Linked DNA regions of Homo sapiens: region 1 is linked to region 2. Evidence: read pairs that join two places in POLR2A ChIA-PET (ENCODE). Cell type or tissue: HCT116. All regions are shown on one strand. Each heading gives the region's core, and the rest is flanking DNA. Links, peaks and the distances in the headings are about the cores only. Region 1 overlaps CASQ2 (calsequestrin 2). Region 2 overlaps VANGL1 (VANGL planar cell polarity protein 1).

What was found. Peaks named below come from ENCODE experiments on the same cell type or tissue, not always from the same donor. Only the 100,000 strongest peaks of a DNase experiment are listed, where the experiment ranks them.
Region 1: POLR2A ChIA-PET joins it to region 2 with 6 read pairs; 4 of 35 experiments call an interaction of 5 or more read pairs at or near these places.

What each region holds. Positions count from the first base shown.
Region 1 is chr1:115,721,752-115,727,131 of GRCh38, reverse strand. It overlaps CASQ2 (calsequestrin 2), which reads left to right. Exons shown (of 11, transcript NM_001232.4): 6 at 10-140; 7 at 1,579-1,624. Among named protein-coding and RNA genes, the nearest start is that of CASQ2, 44 kb to the left of the region's middle. In HCT116, for the core only: no CTCF peak of the experiment used is centred there; no DNase peak of the experiment used is centred there.
Region 2 is chr1:115,663,482-115,668,861 of GRCh38, reverse strand. VANGL1 (VANGL planar cell polarity protein 1) reads right to left here. Exons shown (of 8, transcript NM_138959.3): 4 at 4,594-5,201. Among named protein-coding and RNA genes, the nearest start is that of VANGL1, 24 kb to the right of the region's middle. In HCT116, for the core only: no CTCF peak of the experiment used is centred there; a DNase peak (open chromatin) is centred at 3,375; H3K4me3 peaks cover 247 bases; H3K27ac peaks cover 791 bases.

The sequences.
Region 1 (5,380 bases), core at 172-5,171, 58 kb before region 2:
TGGTTACAGGTTGCAAAGAAATTATCTTTGAAGATGAATGAGGTTGACTTCTATGAGCCATTTATGGATGAGCCCATTGCCATCCCCAACAAACCTTACACAGAAGAGGAGCTGGTGGAGTTTGTGAAGGAACACCAAAGGTGCCTGAGATGGCATGTGGGGGCTGGGGGCCTGGGGTCTGGGGAATGGAGAGGAGCCTCTCTGTGCTAACATTTCAGACCTGCCAAGAGCAACAACCTAGTTAGTACCCCAGCAGTACAGAACTCAGTAGTATGGCTTTGTTGATCAGTAATGACTAGCAGGGATGTTATTACTTCTGAATCTAAGTCTGCACCTGCAAGCAGAGTTTGATAAATCCCTCAGTCAGCAAATCCCCTCAAAGCCAGGGCAAGATATAAATAAAATTCTATACTAGGAATGAGAGCAATTTAGTGAAAGTTCCCATATACCAATAACCATGCCCAGTGCTTTAGGGAAACTATTTTATCTAATCTCCAACCTTAGGGAGTAATTATTATTATCCCAATTTTACAGATCAAGGAATTGGACTCAATAGTTAAGTAACTTAGCCAAGGATGAACACTCTATGCATAGAACTTCTGGGAGAGAAATGCTTGATACCACTTAGTGTAGCTCCAGCATGGATCAGCAAACTTTTTCTGTAAAGAACAAAATGGTAAATATTTCAGGTTCTGTGGGCCAGATGGCGTCTGTAGCAACTACTTAACTGCGGCTGTGGCATGAAAGCAGCCATGGATCATGTATAAACAAATGGGTGTGGCTGTGTACCAGTAAAAGTTTATTTAGGAAAACAGGAGGCCCTGGCTGGATTTGTCCCACCAGCTGTAGTTTTTTGACCCCTGCTCTTGAGGGAGGGAAGATATGGGAATATGGAACATGGTAGTGGACTCACTGGCTTGTCCCTCCACCCTACCTGGCATGTACACGAGTGTGTTCATTGGACCTGCAGTACTGTGATCCCCCTCACCTGGACAGTCCTAGTTCCTTCAGGAAGGCAGTACTTGGAGGAGCAAATATTAATATGTCCAGCACTATTTGCCAATATTCAGAAAGAAATGAAACTATGAGCAAAATATAGATCCTGTCTGCTCCCCTAAATATCCCTAAAGGACTTTCAATGTATACACCAGATGATAAAACAAAGGCAGTTTTAACCTACAAAATCCGAGATTTCCTGTTTTCCCCCTCAGGTTTCTCATTCCAGGCCTGCTGTGGGCTCTCTGGAGTGGTGGCTATCTGTGAGGAAGGAAATGGCATCTTGCCCTGGGAATGAGCTGACCCTGTGCCCTCTGACCCATTGTTTGTAAAAGACTTTATAATTCTTGGATCAGTGGGTCTATGAAAAGGCTGAGTGCCTTGGCCCAGCTCGCTGTCTGACACAGCAGAGTAGAGCAGGTCTGTTTCCTTAGAAGATAAGTGGGTTTTTAGGGCTCTCCCTGCCTTGCAAAGGAAGCATCATCTCATTTTACATTTCATAATGCTGTGGCTGCTGTGTCTGCCACAGTGATCCCTACTCAAGGAAGCTCTTTCTTTTTTTTTTTTTTTTTTTTTTTCCAGACCCACTCTACGTCGCCTGCGCCCAGAAGAAATGTTTGAAACATGGGTAAGAAAGAGGCAAACTCTCTTTGCCTTGTAGAGATGAGTATAGTCCCAAAGAGGAGTGCTTCTTAGATTAAGTCCCCAAACTCAAACCAAGTTTATTTGGCTGAGGTGGATGTCTAGATGAGTATTTGAAACATGGACAGATTGGGTACGACGGCTCAGAACTGTAATCCCAGCACTCTGGGAGGCCGGGGCCAGGGATCACTTGAGTTCAGGTGTCTGAGAGCAGCCTGGGCAACATAGCAAAACCCTGTCTCTACAAAAAAATGCAAAAAGTAACCGAGCATGGTCGCATGTGCCTGGAGTTCCAGCTACTTGGGAGGCTGAGGCAGGAGGATTACTTGAGCCTGGGAGGTCAAGTCTGCAATGAGCTGTGATCCTGGCACTGCGCTCCAGCCTGGGCAACAGAGTGAGACACTGTTTCAAAAAAATGAAACAAAACAAAACAAAAACATGGACAACTTCATGCTCAATTAAAACACAGTTCTCCATGGATCAATCCAAGCCTCTTTGGTACTACTCACTAGGCAAAATTGCTCTTAGTTAATTTCCTGCAGTGACTATAGCTTCTGTTCATTGATCATCAGAGCCACACAGTAACACAGTGGAAGGAACTCAGGCTATAAAGTAATAGAGACTAGGGTTCAAGTCCAGAATCTGCCACCTAGTAGCTTTGTGTACTATGTCAAGTCCTGTGGCCTTTCTGAGCTGTCTAAATTTCCTCATCTAAAATTGGGACTTTTTATAAGGATGAATATGAAGAGTTCACTATATGGTAGCTGTTTTTTAAAAATATCAACTGAAGGCACTGGCAAGCAGCTGAGCCAACTTGTCTTCTAGGTTTGTGTCATGGATAATATGTCAGGCAGCTCAAACAGTGTTAGATAGAGGGCCTTGGAGATAAACCCCCAACCCACACCTTATGTACAGAAGTTCATAAATAACAAAGGCTGTGGAGCATTTTTCAAAGCATTTCATGCATCTTTTTATTTGGATCTTCCAATAGCTCTAGAAAGTGATGTAGAACAAGTATTATTAATTAGTCGGGCATAGTGGGGCACGCCTGTAGTCCCAGCTCCTTGGGAAGTTGAGGTGGGAGGATTGTTTGAGCACAGCAGCTTGAGACTTCAGTGAGACATGATAATGCCACTGCACTCCAGCCTGGGCAACACAGCAAGACTCTGTCTCCCCAAACAAACAAACAAAAACCAAATACTATTTTAGCCCCGTTTGACATAGTCAGAAACTGACGCTCATACAGATTAATCACTAAAAGACACATAACTAAAAACCATTAGTTCTTGGAACTTAAATATAAGCCATCTGGAGCCAAACCTGGTGTTCTCTGCAGAATGCCTCCCCAGAGTGACTATGTCCCCACAAGGGGCCATTTGGTGTGAGGGCTGGGAAGGAGGAGAAAGGAATTAACACGGAAGTATTTATCTGTTTAATTCTTTGAAGTGATGGATGAACAGAACCAGGGAGCAACTTGACACTGTTTTACTGGTCTGTAACTTACTTGGATGTTTGAAGGTAGAGCAAACATTTCACAAGATACCAAAGGGTAAATAATCCAGTCCAGAGGAGCGGACTATTTAATAACAACTCAGCACAATAGAAACAAACTTTCCTAACATTTAAACCTTTCAAAGATATTAAAAGGGTCTTATCGCTAGGCATAGTGACTCATGCCTGTAATCTCAGCACTTTGGGAGGCCAAGGTGGGCAGATCACTTGACGTCAGGAGTTCGAGACCAGCCTGGCCAACATGGTGAAACCCCATTCCTACCAAAAAATACAAAAATTAGCCGAGTATGGTGGCAGGCGCCTGTAGTCCCACCTACTCTGGAGGCTGATATAAGAGAATCACTTTCATCTGGGAGGCAGAAGTTGCAGTTAGCTGTGATTGCACCACTGCACTCCAGCCTGGGCAACAGAGTGAGACCCTGTCTCAAAAAAAAAAGAGTCTTATTAATGTATTTTAAAATAGTAATAGCAAAAAGATATAATAGTGCTTTAAAATAGTATTTTTTAAATTGTTTTTGCTTTTTACCCTAAAATAATTTCAGATGTACCAAAATAGTGCAAAGAACTTCAATATCTCTTCACCTAGATCTCCCAAATGTTAACATTTTACCATCCCTTCTAGCTACATAGATACATAGATAGATGATAGATAGATAGATAGATAGATAGATAGATAAATAGATAGATATAGAGAGATATAGATAGATGATAGATAGATAGATAGATATAGAGAGATAGAATTTTCAAAATCAGGAAATTAACACTGATATAATACGTCTACTACCATTATTCAAATTGGCCAGTTGTCCCATCAATGTCCTTTACTGCAAAAGAAAAACGTCTCTTTTTCCTGGCCCAGAATCCAATCCAGGATTCCACACTTACATTTGCCTATGTTTCTCTTTCTTTTTCTTTTATTATTATTATTTTTTTTGAGACGGATTCTCCCTCTGTCACCCAGGCTGGAGTACAGTGGCACCATCTTGGCTCACTGCAGCCTCTGCCTCCCAGGTTCATGTGATTCTCCTCCCTCAGCCTCCCAAGTAGCTGGGATTACAGGTGCATACCACCACACCTGGCTAGTTTTTGTGTTTTTAGTAGAGACAGGGTTTCACCATGTTGGCCAGGCTGGTCTTGACCTGCTGACCTCAGGTGATCCTCCCTCCTCGGCCTCCCAAAGTGCTGGGATTACAGGCATGAACTACCACGCCCGGCCTGCTTATGCTTCCTTAGTCACCTTTAATTTGGAACAGGGTCTTGGTCTTCGTCTTTCATGGCACAAAATATCACTTTAAATTGAGAGTCATTATTGATGTTCTCTTCTGCTGTGGCTTTATCTTCAGTTTTTTTCTTTTTATTGTCTTTATTCCTAAGAGGCAAGTCTCAATTATCTAGGTTCTAGGAAGGGAGGGAATATACCACTATGGACCCCTTCTCCCAGGTCTTTCCTTCCTGTCATAGCAGTATCACTCAAGACCATGGTGTTCTGTAGATGGGGAGCCTGTGTCCTCACATATCCCACACTGCTACAGAAATACTCCCTGTTGACACATTAGAGGCAGATGTTCAGAAAGGAAGTTCAGTGTCTGGTTTCATTGGAACTCATTCTCTCCTTTCTTTTCATTTAATGAATAAGATAAAATACAGCCTTTTGCTATAATATAAAATAATGGTGATGGCTCATATTTTCCACATTATTGCATATTGAATTGTTCTTAACTTGGGGAAGAGAGCAGCGTATTGAATTTAACCAGGCAGAGAAAAGGGCAACTGAAATGGTTTATTCCTTCCCTCCCCGTTCTGGAACAGCCTCATGTCTTACCCAGGAACCCTAACCAGACCTAGTCAGCCCCTCATTCAAGTCTCCAACTAGGGGGAAGGCAGGACAGGCCTCTCCAGTGTCATCTTTGTTTCCTTGAAAGGGAGAAACAGAAATCAGTCCATCCAAAGGACCTCTGAGGAGCCACTTTCCATACCCCCTCCTCTACCTGGGCCCCCTAGCAGGTCACTGCTCTAAAGAGTGCCATCCCTGTGGGCCACGTGGCCACAGCAACTTAAACCACAGATGTGGTTGTGGAAAGTGACCAGTTAATGAACTTCAAAGTCTTTTTGGCCAGGCAAGGTGGCTCATGTCTATAGTCCCAGCACTTTGGGAGGCTGAGGTGGGCAGATCGTTTGAGTCAAGGAATTCGAGAGCAGCCTGGGCAACATAGCGAAACTCCATCTCTGC
Region 2 (5,380 bases), core at 308-5,307:
AAAGGCCTGGGAGCTTCTGCTTTTGTGCTCCTGGGAGCCCTGAGCTGCCATTTAAGAAGTCTAGCAACCCTAATGAGGAAACAACAAGGAGAGGCCATGAGAAGGAGAGAATATACAGGAAAAGAAGGAGGAGAGAATACACAGGAAAAAAAAGTCAGCCTCAGCTGACTCACCATGTGAGTATAATCACACAGGACCATGGGCAGGATCAGCTAAAGAACCTCCTGGCTGAGCCCAATCCATGCTGCAGAATTGTGAGAAATACTGAATTGGTTGTTTTAAACTACTAAGTGGTGAGGTAGTTGTTACACAACAATAGATAAAATATATTTTCTTTGAGACATGTGAAGTATAGGAAGTTAAAAAGGTCTGACCAAAGGCTCAAACCTACTGCTATGACTTTAAGGACCAGGCTTTGTCAACTGAGTGAATAAAATAACCAGTGGAGCTAAGGAATGGACCTCAGAGTGCAAGCCATCTTGACAATCCTGCACATTCTCTCTGTTCCAGCCCTAAGCTCTGTGTTAAGTGAAACAGGATAATGTATACAAAAATATCTGGCACCGAGGCTGGCACATGGGAAACACTCAAAAAATGCTTCTGGGTTTGTTCATGTGTTCCTAAAGCAGTGACGTGAACATGCAACTATCTATTCAGAGGTAGTATGGTGAAATGGGTAAGATCATTCTGGAACCAGAGAGCCTGGGCTCAAATCCTGGTTCCCACAATTACAAAGTGTGGGGCCTTAGACTTACCTAACTCTCCCACGCCTCGGTTTGCTCATCTGAAAAGGAGGCTACCAGAACCTACCTCACATGATTGTTGTGAAAACTGAGTTGCACATTAAAAGATCAGAAGGTACCTGGCTCCCAGTAAGACTATGTAATTGTTTATTGTTAAGGTTTTCTTTATCTGTCTCTGTTGTTCTACCATTTCACATTCAACCAGTCAATTACACTAGTGCCTGTGCACCAGTATTCACACTTATTTCCCTTTAGAGGTTTCAAAACTGAAAAATGATTAAGATAATTGAATGCCAATTTTTAGGCTCTTCTATTCTTCTGGGTTTCTCCTCAAATAAAGTCATATCAACAGTCATTAGTCTCTGGTAACATCCTGGAAAAGTTAGCAACTTATTGTGAGAACGGGGCCAAGAAAAGTGACGAGCAAGGTGTGTATGGAAAATGACAAAGCGACTGTGTGAGACACCAGGACGCTGTAGAAAGTGCGGTGGGGTAAGCGGTGTGATGCACAGGAAGGTGCTGATTCCCTGTGACCTTGAGCAGGTCCCTTACCCTGGGGGTTGGGGACCTCAACTGTAAGAGGGGACACCTCTACCCCACCTGCTCTGACCTCTGACAGGGCAGCAAGGAGGGGTAAATGAGTCCAAACCTATGAAAAGCTTTTCATAACTCCTAGGGCACTGGGCAGAGGTTAGGAAGTATCTCAATCTATTTATGGTATCTTACTTTCTGCAACAACTTTTTACATTTTTGAAAGTTTTCAAATAAGCCCAAAACTTCATTCCTGCCAACAAGCAGGGCCACAGCAAGCACCTTTTATGAACTAATGAGAAGCCTATTTTCTTTAAGAAACTAAAGAGTAGACATTCTTTAGACAACTCTCAAAAATAGCTCAGTCAATTCGATAAAATCATCTTTGAAAACATAAAAAAGAACTCACCATCGCTTGGCACCTAAGCCCAATAGGGTGCTGCCACGGTGAAGGCTTTACATAAAGGGAGAGCCAACAGCCTGTGATTCTGCTGGGTCTAATGGAGACCTGCTATTCTGATTTCCGAGGCTTGCTTTGTCTATTCCCGCTCCCTCTTCCCTCCTGTCTGTTTCTACACTTTACAAAAGGCCTTAGAAGTTGTATTTCTGGCCTAGTAACTCTTCCAGCCACTGCTGGGTTCAGACCAGATTTAGCCCAAGGATCGGCAGGTGACCAGGCCCACACAATGCCAGGAGGAAAGGTGCCAAGCCTGCTCCAGCTCTGGCAGACTGGCTGACACTTGGGCATCTGGCTCTCCCTGAGGGCTCCATTTGTCAGTAAAGATGTCCCTCTTTCCCCAGCCATTCTTTCCACCTCCTAACTCAGGCTCTCCACGAGAGGGACAAAGGGGGCCTTATTAAAGGCAGGGAGAGGAGGAACACCAATGGTCCTAAAAAGAAGCCGAAAGGATGAGGCTGGGGACCACCTCAAAACGCTCTCCCCAGGGCAGATGGGCACTTGCCACCTTTCAGTTCTCCCTGGGGAGCTGGGGTGACTGACTTGAGTTTTTTAAAGCCTGGACAGTTGTTGGTCATGGTAAGAGCAGACTGAAAGGTTTGCAGCAAGCCTGGGAGCCATGCAGCACAATCAGTCTGGCTTCTCCCATCCAGCTCTGCCCTGACCAGCAGAGCTGTGTGGTGGGAGGCGAGGGCTGCTGCTAATCATGCTTTCTGAACACGCCACAGGCATACTTTCCTCGGGCTGTTTGGTTTGTCCCCTCTCCACTCCCACTCAGATGCAGTGTGCAGCTCAACCAGTCGTACAGGGAGGAGCGATGTGGGAGCCCATGGGGGTAAGTCGGTCCCACCACCCTGCATGACCTATGGTGAGAAGATGCCCTGCCCTTTCCCACCTACACAGGTGGAATTCACACCAACTAGGGCTAAGGGCCAAAAAACAAAACCACCATAGACCTCACTCCTGGCCAGTGTCTTGGCTACTTACATATACAGAGTTCCAAATATCACTCATCTCCACTGAGACCACAGCCGGATTTTTCTCTACCACTTTAACTGCAGCAAAACCTGTTCTGAGACAGACTGTCTCCTGCTCGGCTTTATTGCTGCCACAATCTGAAATTCTCTGTCCTCCTGTGTTCCTATCACCTATACCCCCAGGCCTGTTTCTGCACCTGTCCACCAGACAGCGGTGCACTGGTCTCTTTCCAAGTGACTGTGAGTGCCACAGGTGCTGAGATAGAGCTCTGAAGGCAGCCAGCCTGGTGTGTCCAGGGCTCTGCACACAGCAGATGTTTAACACAAAACTGCTGGTCATTCCCTGATGCAAAACATGGGAAAAGAAAGCCTTCTGAGATGAATATGCAGCAAAGCGGTGACCTACTTGTCTTCAGAGCCCTACAGGCATCTGTGAAGGACTCTAAACCCCAGATTTTTGGTGCACAGACATGTGACTTGGACACCAGTTTCCACCAAGGATCAGTTAGGGTGGCAGCAACCTTGAACGCTAGATCATCCCGTTCTCGTAGCACAAGCCAAGCCAGAGGAATGGAGGAGGGTACACACCAACATGAAGATGGTTTGGCAGCATGGCCTGACTCCAAATACAGGCTGAGCCACCTTCCTGGAGCCCAGCCAAATCTATGACAAAGCCGATTGTTCTGATACCCACTAAGGTGTGCCCTTGCTGATTCTGGCTGCTCTGCCAGCTACATGATCACAGCAGTAATAGCTGCAATGAACTAAGTGCCTACCCTGCCCCAAGCAGGCTACACACATCAGCATATACTGCCTAAGGAGGCAGAGAGCCTGGGAGAGGGTAAAGGCTTTGAAGTCAAATGTCCCAGGCTCTGCATTCACCCAGAGAACATCTCAGTGCAAGCCATGCTCCATGCCAGGCACTGAGGATGTAATGAGGTATAAGGGTGGCCCCTGGCCTCAGGGAGTTCATAGTCTGTGGAAGAAAACAGATGGAAAAATAGGCCACTAACCACAAAGTGAGAGATGCCATTATGGGGGCATTCACTCAGCCCTGGCCTCATGACATCTGAGTGAATCCTAAATGAGGCTAGCCATATGTTTTTGTGCAAATTACTTAAATCCCCTAAGCCCTAGTTTCTTCATCTGTGACACAGGGATTAATAATACCTAGGTCACGGGGTTCTATGAAGACTAAATACACAATCTATATATAAAGTGCTTACCTTGAAGCAAATAAAATGATGGTAATCACTCTTATTTAACCACAAAATAATGAGATTTTATGCAGAGATGTAAGTATGACAACCCAACTGACTTCTAACTTTTTCTCACGCATACATTTTCACAACACTCAAGGATTACACATTTGGAGTCTCTAACCTGCACTTGATTCTTTATTGGAGGGTCCCTCGGATGACCATATAATTTACTGCCCAAACCAGGCCTCTGAGAGTGGGAAAAAAGGAACAATTCATTATTCCACTGGGACAACATGGTAAACCAGATGTCACATTTGGGACAAAATGGAGCTGCTGGTCACTTTATCTGTTGTCCATTGGCCAATTTCAGAGTCAAAGAAGGCAGCCATCACTATGCATCTCCTTTCTCCATCATTTTTGGGAGCTGCCAATAACTTTGAGAACAAGCCCAGCAAAATCTCAACCTGGGTGAGAGCCAGCAACTGCCCCGCACCATCTAGAAGTCCAGAAACTCAATGAACATGGACACCCTCCCCACCCTCGCATCTCCTCCCCAAACCAGAAAAGAGTCAGACTCTGGTCCTAGCTCTTGGCATCTGTCACCACCCCTCACGTGCTACAGAGCAGCTGTCTCCCAGCAAGACATCAGCCATCCTTTCTGCCTCCTGGATGTTGCCTCTTACCTCAGGTGTCCCAGGCTGTAGAAGCGGGACTCGCCATCGGTGGAGCGGACCACCTGCAGCGTGAACATGGGCTGCAGCTGCCTGAGCTCCAGCAGGACGATGGCCAGGTAATGGATGAAGAGGAGGGCATCCACAAGGGAGACTGCATATTGCACAATGCCCTGGTAATTCCGGTCCCGAGAGTCCAAAATGCGGACCCCGTAAAAAAGCCAATAGGAAACCACAAAGAGAAAGATGAGGACCAACAAAAGGGCACGAAACACAAACACCCGTGGCATGTCAGCTCTCCGCTTGCGGAAAAAAAGTGCCCAGGTCCCTATGAGCAGAATGAGGAGTTTGAATGCCATGGAGATAAAGAGCCCCTCACAAATTGTGCCACAAGGCTCCAGCTCATCCCTCCACAGGATCGGAGGTAAAAGGATGAAGGCAATAGGGGTGAGGAAAACTAGAAGTCCAAGAAAAGAGGCGACGGTGAGGCCCAGGTAGCGTTTGCAATCCAGCCCCACGCTGTCCTCCATGTCCTTGCTGATCCTGGCAATGTCCTCTTGGGATATGCTGTGCTCCGAGGTGCCTGTGATGGCCGTGGTGGTCTCTCCCCAGTTGTCATCCTGGTGGGGAGAAGACAGTGAGGATGACATGACACAGGTCATTTGTAAAAGCTACAAAGGGCAGTGAACATGCAGGGCCCGCTGCATCTACCCAGCCCTATTCACAAAGGCTTCCAGAAAATGAAAGCTTAACTCTTTAAATATTAGAACTTCTTAACTCAAACGATTTTCATTGAAAT